2 separate regions of the Homo sapiens genome follow, and region 1 is linked to region 2. Evidence: chromatin contacts called from ENCODE Hi-C or POLR2A ChIA-PET data. All regions are on one chromosome and are shown on one strand. Each heading gives the region's core, a stretch centred on a gene start or an enhancer-like site at or near the end of the contact. The rest is flanking DNA. Distances are from core to core; before and after follow the strand shown.

Evidence for each region. Hi-C counts contacts between places; a loop is a spot of excess contacts on that map. ChIA-PET counts read pairs that join two places held with the same protein, here RNA polymerase II (POLR2A). Pooled maps may share reads with other maps.
Region 1: a loop to region 2 is called in a map of heart right ventricle, with 3 times the contacts of the local background. The contact joins two enhancer-like sites. A Hi-C loop is called at or near these places in 22 of 168 maps with a recorded cell type or tissue (Caco-2, Right ventricle myocardium inferior, aorta and 13 more) and 14 of 50 pooled maps. POLR2A ChIA-PET finds 5 or more read pairs at or near these places in 4 of 52 experiments (BJ, PC-9, Panc1 and 1 more).

Annotation. Positions count from the first base shown.
Region 1 is chr12:3,249,107-3,253,394 of GRCh38, reverse strand. The region is part of intron 3 of TSPAN9 (tetraspanin 9); the gene reads right to left. Among named protein-coding and RNA genes, the nearest start is that of LINC02827, 49 kb to the left of the region's middle. Within about 2 kb of position 1,604, at least 14 of the 41 ENCODE cell types and tissues checked have a DNase peak (open chromatin) inside an H3K27ac peak, as active enhancers do; they include heart left ventricle and heart right ventricle, where a contact is called at or near this core.
Region 2 is chr12:3,200,447-3,204,985 of GRCh38, reverse strand. It overlaps TSPAN9 (tetraspanin 9), which reads right to left. Exons shown (of 9, transcript NM_006675.5): 3 at 3,730-3,809. The coding sequence starts at 3,792. Among named protein-coding and RNA genes, the nearest start is that of TSPAN9-IT1, 53 kb to the right of the region's middle. Within about 2 kb of position 1,806, at least 3 of the 41 ENCODE cell types and tissues checked have a DNase peak (open chromatin) inside an H3K27ac peak, as active enhancers do; they include heart left ventricle and heart right ventricle, where a contact is called at or near this core.

The DNA.
Region 1 (4,288 bases), core at 355-2,854, 49 kb before region 2:
GTGAGAGCTAGGCAGGTCAAAGCCAGAATCCAAAATCTTAAGCACCAGGCTCCACTGCATCCTTCATGAGTGATTGTTATTACTTTGTTCACTGAGCCGGCAGGCAGCCTCCTAAGCAATTTAATGATCTTTACTGCATTTTTCCTATCGTCTTTTTATTTGGTTTTCTTAGGAACGCGGGCCTGCTTAGGGCAGGCTTGGGCTGGTGGGAGAGAGAGACTGTAATACATGAAGCAGTACGACAGGCTCTGTAGCCATCCCAGAACGTGTTGATCACCACCCCCGAGGACACAGGAGCACTTCTGAGAGGTGGGTCAGATCCACATGAGCCCCTGCTTTCCAGGTGGGAGAGAGTAAACAGGGCGGTGCAGTGGCTCACTCGGACACGCCACGCAGCAGTTCAGTGGGAGGGCATGACAACCAGGCCTCCAAATGTGAGTTTAGGGCCTGCTGTGCAATCGTGAAAACCTTCTTCCAGACTGCCCTGAAATAGCCCCATTTCCCACCTTCTGCACCCCCTCCCCCTAACAGATGTCCACCGGCCCTCAAGGGAGAAAGTGACACGCCCCCAGCAGCCCGCTCACTCAGCCCTGCAAAGGAAGGGTCCTCAGCTTAGCCTGAGAGGCACCTCTTTCTGTTCCCTTCAGTTTAAAATAGGCCACACGGATGCCTGCCAAGATCCCATGCTCTTGGCTAACAGGAGGGTTATATTTCTGGCTGCGCACCGTGAAACATTGGACCAGGGAAGGCTTCCCAAACCAACAGCTGACTCCGGCTGTGATGACAAGAGGATCTTGCAAGAGTCGGCCCAGGCCCAGCTAGCGGCAGGCTCCCCGCATGTGTACAGTAGGAGGGGGCTCCGTCCCCACCCCCGGAGCTCTGGGAGTGCAGGGACGGCTATATAAGGGCATGGGGCTGGGGGGAGCCCAGGGGCTGGGATTTCTCCCTGGCCCCGGAGAGAGCACCCGCTCACACAGGCCTGTGCACACACCTGCCACGGATGAACATTCCTGCGTGCCATTCCCTGGCCTGGAATGGGCTTCCCCATCTCGCTGCCATCACCATACCCTCTAAACGCCATTCCAGTCTCACCTGCTCCACGAAGCCTGGCCAGAGGCTACACCTCTCCCTGGCCACACCAGCACCAGGGAGTGTGGAAATCATATTCCCCACAGGAACTGGGTAGGAACTAGAGGCGTCTGGTCTTAGAGAACTTGAGGGACACGGCAACTCTGAACATGGAGGTATGCAGAGTTTTAAGTGCGGGGGGCGCTCCATGGTTCATGGGGTCTGCCCCATGAGACTCTAGTGGGGCAGAACAGGGACCAGGTGCTAGAAGCTACAAAGTAAAAAACGACCCCTCACCCTCACTCACGCAGGGACCCAGAGCTGGCCGATGTGGTGGCTTAACCATGAGGTCCCCACCATGAGAAGTCTGGGTGGAAGCCCAGTGGCCCCCTGCCAGGACTCTGCTTCAGGCAGGGGCTGTCATGTGAGCTGTTGGTCCCAGCCCCTTCTGGCTCCGTATTTCTCCACTACACTAGGGGCTCCCTGGGAGCCGGGTCCCCTTTCCAGCATAACACTCCTATCCCAGCTCTGAGCTCAAGCCGGTGCCGACAGGCTGCCCATTCCTCCAGGGGCTGACAGCTGGTGCCAACAGTCAGAGGAAGGAGGCCCAGGCAGCCAGAGGTGCTGGAACCCACCGTCCTGTGTGTCCCTCTGTCCCTTAAAACTAAAGATGTCCTTTGCAACAAAAGAACCTCTTCCCACACATACAGCCCTAGAAATTCACCAGAAGCAGAACGGTGGTTATCTCTAGATGATGGCATTGTGAATGACTTTAATTTATGCTATTTTCATATATCTCTATTATTTCCAGTACTCTCCAGTGACTATACTAGTTTTATAATCAGAAATCAACTTTTGAAAAAAGAACTTTTGAAAAAAGAACTTCCTTCTCCCCTCTCAGACATGACCATCATTAGTCGAGATCTGCCACTCAGAGTCCCCAACCCTACCCCTCCTCCTCCCCACACCCCCAGCACCCTTCCACCAGGGAGGATGCCACCAATGCGAGGGGATTTCATCACCGGGGCAGCTCACTGCTGGGGCCTGTGAACAGCCTGCGGCACACAGCGGGTGCAAGCTGAATGCTTAGTCATGGAGGAGGTCTCTGCTGGGGCTCTACATGCCACCAAGTCTCCCCAGCCATCTCCAAAGACAGCCTTTGATCTTGAAAATGTCCACAACTTCTAAGTAGCCCACAGTGCCACAAAGTCACCAACTGAAATCCTTCAGACACTAACCTGGGGAGAGGGTAGTACTAGATCATGCCTCTGACTGAGATAACTCCCAAAACACAGGGGTAGGGGGAGGAAGAAGAAGATAAAGATGAGGAAGAAAGGCAGAAGCGGGAGGAGGCAGAAAGGAGAAGAGAGAGTGCATGGAACAGAGCCCAGTGCCATCCCCATATGCCACCCTGTCACCCCGGTCCAACCTCAGTCCCTCTCAGGGCCCGAGGCCCTTCCTCAGGGCAGGCTGCTGTGCCCATCATGGCCATTCACCGGGCTGCTCCCCGGGCCTGGCAGCCAACAGTCACCCGAAAGCCAAGCTCTGCATACCTCTGGCGCTCCGTCACAGGACCAGGAAAGGGTTCTGGTGTCATGGACACTGCACCCTGAGCCAGCCAACCTGAGATGGGTGATATCTGTGGCTGCTGAGAAGCTGGCCTCAGCATGGGCTGGCCAGGCCTGGGAGTGGGAGAAGGACAGGGCGTCTTGGGCTACCTGTGCAATGAGAAGGTCTTCCTGTGTGTGGAGCTGTGGGCAGGTCTAGAGGAAAGGGAATAATGGCCCTGCCCTCAGGGCACCCCACTCTTCTGGGGAGACTCATTCTCACACATGAAATACACCAGACACCCAAGAGGCATGTGAAAAAGTGAGACATGATGGGTGAACCCTAAAAAGGCATGAACTCCATTCTGGAAAAACAGGGCTGATGGGGTTGGATCAGAGTCTGCAAAATCATGAAGGACAGTGAAGAGGGCCAACACAGACCTGCCTAACAGATCCTGAAATAGAACCCCAGGCAACCCTTGAAGCTCGAAAGCATTATCTGAGGACAAATAAAGGGCGTCTGAGCTTTACGCAATGGGTAAAGGCAAGGGGCTCGTTACCATGCAGGGTGGCACAGGATAAAAACATGGCTAAGATCCAGAGGACTTTGATAAACTCACCAGGGAGAGAGACACAAGGGCCATGACAGGAAACAGGGGCACTGGACGCTTCTGACCTTCAAAGACAGCCCTGGAGGAAACATCCCACCCCACCCACCATCCATGCCCGATGGGTGGACTGCTGACCCAGCATGGGTAGTCCTAATTTATTCAAAGAAATGGAGGAAAGTTTAATTTCTTTGAAATAAAATCCTTTAATTTTAAGGGATTTAAAATGAAATCCTTTAAGCCAGCACTGCCCTTGTGCATGGTGAGACGACAAGGGGCAATCAACCCCACTCATCAACAAGGTGCAGCATTGCAGGAGGAAAACATGCGGGATTTGGAGTCTGACATCCAGAGTTCAAATCCTGGCTCCATCATTCACTCAGAGGCTTTGAACAAATCACATAATCTCTCTAGGCCTGTTCCCTCATTCATAAAACAAAGGTAAGGATGTCTGCCCTGGAGGGATGATGTGGAGATGAAACCAAACATATGTGAAGCCCTAAGACAGCACCTGCTATATGGAGGTGCTCGGAGAGCAGCCCTAACCACAGTCCATTCCGACCTTGTGGACAAGTCAGACATGGGCTCGGCCCTCAGGAACGTCGGGCATGGGCACAGACGACCAAGGTACGAGTGAAAAGCACGAAGGATTGTAGGAGGGAGGCAAAGCCAAGAGGAATTCAGAGGTTCTGCCTTGAGGAGAGAGCAAAGTTTTCATGGAAGAAGCAACGTTTGAGACAGAAACTTTAAGGAAAAGGGGGAGGGCTGGTAATGAGCACGGGTAATTGATCTGGAGAGAATGGTGGGCAGGAAGGAAAGCAGGAGCCATGCGGGCAGGAAGTGGGACAGGAAGTGACACTTCCTGGGAGGCTCCATGTGTGACTGGTTGGAACAGAGAGCAGTGAGGTCTGACCACCCGCGGGGTGCCTGGAGTCATTGAGAAAGACTCGCAGCTGGAGGGTCCAGGTGACAAGATGGAGGAACATGAATTCTACCGGCTTCTGTGGTGGGGCCTTGTGCAGAAGCAGAGAGAGGGCTGTTAACATGGCTAAGGCCCTGGGAAGC
Region 2 (4,539 bases), core at 557-3,056:
CTACTCACAGTTTGAAGCTCCGAGTCTCCTTTGCCCCCTGGGAGGGGCTTAGAATCATTTAATCTCTACTACCAGTATTCTACCAGATGGCCCCAGGAGGACCCAGAGATGGGGCTGACTGAGGAAAATGCCCAGATGGTTTTCACTGCTAGGAGAAATCCCTTAGGGTGAGTGTGCTTACTGGAGAACAGGATCCTCAGTATGGGGAAACTTTTGTCCCAATTCAAATCTCCTATTCCCTATCCACCTAGAAGCCAGCATTGTCTTTAGCCCTGAGAGTCGGGGCAGGGGATGCAGAAGACAAAGAGGAGATGGGACTCAGTCAGGAGTGACCACTGACTCCCTCTCCTCTACCCTCACCTTGCTGCCCTCCTGGAGGCCCCAGATTCCCACAGTGCACTGGGCTGCCAACATGGCTAGAACTGTCTGGTTGAAGTCGCAGTGTCAGGAGCAGACCTGGACCCCCACAGGCAGGCAGGCACCCAGCAGCCTGTGAGGCACCTGCCCTTTTCTTAGTAAGGAGGAGGACCATGGGCTGTGTGGCTCCACCTGCCAACCTACCCCCAGTGATGTCACCCAGCCCTCACCAATACTAGTACCCTAGAAGCTCCGCCCAGTGGTGAGGAACCTATGCACGCCTCTGAAGGGTTGCAGTGTACGACAGCTGCACCTCTCTTCCACATGGGAATCCTCCCAAGCGCTCAGAGGCACGGGGCGGGGTGGTGTGGCGGCAGCGGTGAGTTTGGAGAAATACCTGGTAGGCTCCGGGATCTATGGGAAGAGTTCTATCTATTGATCGCAGCCCTCAGGTTCAACTCTAATCCTTCAGAAAAGCCTCCTTTTTGGATCTGAGCCACAAGACTACAACAAGTTAAGGCTACAAAATTCCTAACAATTGCACCCGGTCCCAGAGGGCTGGGCTTGACCCAGCCTGCATGCTCCCCCTGCCCCCCTGCACAAGACAGCAACAGAGGCCTCCCAGGGACCCTGACTCATCAACACCCCACCTGCCTTTGATGTTTTCCCTTCCCATTCTGCTCTTTCCTCTGCTCCTTCCCCAGTATCAGGCCAAGCACCAGCCTGCAGGAAGCCTTCATTTGAGTGGAGCACAGTGACCCACAGCCCCCACATCCTGGCCAACACCCTCCTGCACCTGCTCCTCCACCTCCCGATAAACACAGTGGCAAACACTCTTACACACAAGCATGAACTTGTCTTCTGCTAAATTCCCCATCTTACCTAAGGTCTATGTCTTATTTAATCATCTCATTTGCTACTAGCATACAAGAAGTGGGTCTTGGAGATTCAATTTTTCCCTGCTTACAGCATGTCATGGGAATTCTGGAAATATTAAGTAATCAGAAAAGTCAGAATCCAGGAGAGAACAACTCCTTGCCTGGTAAAGAGAATGTAATCAGTACCTTCTAATTAGGAAGCGACAGCAAGTTCTCTCGCTATCAACCGTAACGAAAATATATTCCACCAACTAGCTCATTAACCTCTGCCAAGGTTTTAAGGGAAGATGGGAAGAATTGCTTGTCATCCCATAGCTATGGCGCTCGGAGAGCCTTTATCAGAGGCAAGTGTGAGATCTAACTTCTCTTCCCCATCAAGTGGAACTCAGGAACCACTACCACATGACAACATGTTGTGGATTTACAGCTCTGGCCCTCCATGCATTCATTCACAAACATATAATGAGGGCCTACAACGTGCAGGGTACAGATCACTGTACTAGCCAGTGAGGAGGTCACCAAACCACGTTGGGCTCATCCTGGAGAAGAAAGGCACCGCAGGCAGTTATACCAACTCCGGCCAGCAGGTGGCAGGGTGGGGGTGGGGAGGAGTGAGCGCAGCTGAGTGGGGTTACAAGCCCCAGGGTCTGTCTTCCTAATAAGGCTTAATATAGGCAGGGTGGGACAAAACAAAAAGGTAAGTTGAGACTACAAAAAAGAATGGAGAAGGAAGCTGTGAACAATGAAAAGGACAGCATTCGTGTGAATCCAAAGGCACCAGGGAAGCACACACCAGTACTTGGCTGACAGATGCTGGCAGATGGGTCACAGGACCAGGAGGCACTGGCCCACAAGGCAGCCAGAGACATTCCAGTGGTGCTTGCCACCAGAAAAAGAATGAGACTATCTGCCCCAGCTTCCATAAAACTCTAGGCACATGACAGGTAACTTCCTACTAGGGTGGCTGGAGGGCCCAACCCATGGTGACAACTAGGGGAATCCAACTCAAGTCACTTCAAACCAGTCTCCTTGGAAAAGCAGCCCACACCCCAGGCAGGGAGGGGGGCTTCTCTCCCCAAGAGAGAAGATGAGGATGCCTGCCCCCACCCCAGATGGCATGTAACTAGTGACGTGAGGACAAGCAGGGAGACCATCACGACAGCCCCTATTGGACTGGAAAGGAAGCCCAGTCCTTCAGGGACCAAGTGATTTGCCCAAGGTCACACAAGAAGCTAATGCAGAACCAAGACTAGAGCCCAGTCTTCTTCCTGCGCTTGTCATTCTATGGGAAAAGTCACCCCTCCACACACACCCCCACCCTAAAAAGTGTTTCGGCTAATGTGGATCACTCCACACAAAAGCTGAATGCCTCTTCGGCACAACTGCTTCTTCCCAACTTCACTCTGAATGACTTTCTCCTGCCCCCAGTGCTCCTCCTGGACCACGGGCAGTGGGCAGCTGACAGCCTCCAGAGGGCAGGACAGACTCTGGGACTGAGCCAAACATCTGTGCTACGTCGGGGCTTGGGTGAAGAAAGGCAGAGACGGCAATTGGGATGAAGGAACGATTCGAGATGAATTTAAGAAGTTTTCAAATGTTCCTAACCAGTATTTCTTATGCACGTGCACATATGTGCGCACAGCCTCCAGAGTCACACAGAGGACAGAGAGCAATTCCCAGCTGCCCTACCCATTCATACCTTCTCTACAAAAGTGCCTCTCACCAAGGACAGGGGCACCCTGCTTGTCTCCCTTTGTCCCTTCCGGCCACTGGGGCTCCCAGAACCTGGAAGCACGTGGCCAGCCAGCTCCCTGCCCGGTCCACTGCAATCCCTCAAAAGCAGCAGCCAGCCACCCGATGGCAGCATGCCCCCACACCCCTCCTTTCCCACCCAGGCCCCAACTCGGGAGCATATCTGAGGACTAGCAAGCAGGTCCATCGGCTTGAGCCAGGGGCTCCTCCTCTTTTTCCTAGGATTCACCGAAAGGAGTGGGAACATGTGGCCTCTACACCCCGCCCCCCTCCAACCCACTCCCATAAAATGCTGCAGATTGTATTCTTGTGCATTCAGGAGGAATACAAGAAGAAACTCAGAAATACATCCTCACTTGTGCCTATCTCCAACTCAGGCTCACAGCTGTTACAAATTCTGAGCCCACAGCCATTACTGCAGGCTGCCCAGTCGGAGGCACTTCCAGCCTGGGTTTTCTTATAGGGGAAGGAGGTGGTGCCAAACTTTGCCAGCCTCCTAGGAGTAGAGCAAGTCTCTCCTGAAGACAGGCAAGCTGGAGCCCCCATTCAGCCACCAAAGAGAGGGAGAAAGGAAAGACAAAGGTGCATGAAAGGGGGGCGGGGGCAATTTTTTTTTAAAAGCACACTTACCACTGTGCAGAGAGCAGAGCAATGCAGCACAGAAGAGGGAGAGGGTATTCACGCTATGGTAAGCCAAGAGGAGGAGAAGAGGGCGAAGGGAGAGAGAAACGGAAGGACTTACCCAGAATATCAAATTGAAGAGGAACATCATGTACTTCAAGCAGCAGAGGCAGCCCCTGGCCATGTTGCACTTCTTAAATTCTAGGAGGAACACAAAGGACAGGTCCAGGTAAAACACCACGTACTTGCTGCCTTTGGGTGCATTGCACTTGTCGGTCTTAACGCCGGCCTCGGCGCGGCTCTGGCCCCGGGAGCCCGCGGTGCCGTAGAAGGCGCCGGCCGTGAAGCCGCGGCCGAACGGGCGGCCGGAGGTGGACGGCTTGGCAAAGTCCGAGTCCTTGCTGTCCAAAGATGGACTCCGATGGATCGAAGAATCCTCGCTACTCGACTTCTCCATGCTCGCGGCGTTCCCGGGGGGTGCGAGGAGCGGGGGGCATCGCTCCCAGAATGGGACGGAGGGGGCGCCCAAGTCGGGCGCGGGCTGCGGGGGGGCCGGCGGAGCCTTGCACGCCCCCTCTCTGCACAGGGGCTCACTCGCGGCCGAACCCCGCGCCCAGGGGCTGCTGCCTGTCGGACGGCGCCCCGCTTCTGGCCGGCGGCCCCGGGAGGGCTCTGCGGCGCGGCGCGGCTCTCTGCGCGCTCGCGAACGATCCCCGGGAACCGGCTCGCCCGCGTAACTCAGCGTCTTTGGGGAGGCTGCAATTTGATTTCTCTTTCCAGGCCGTCAGCTCGCCTCTGGCCGCACTGGCCGCTCCACACGAGGGAGAAGGGCACCGGGATCCAGGCTCCCTGGGCACACCTCTCCCAGCCCAGCCCAGCCCCAGCGCTGAGCCCCACCACTTGGCCGGCGCTCCGCCTCCTCTCGTTCCGC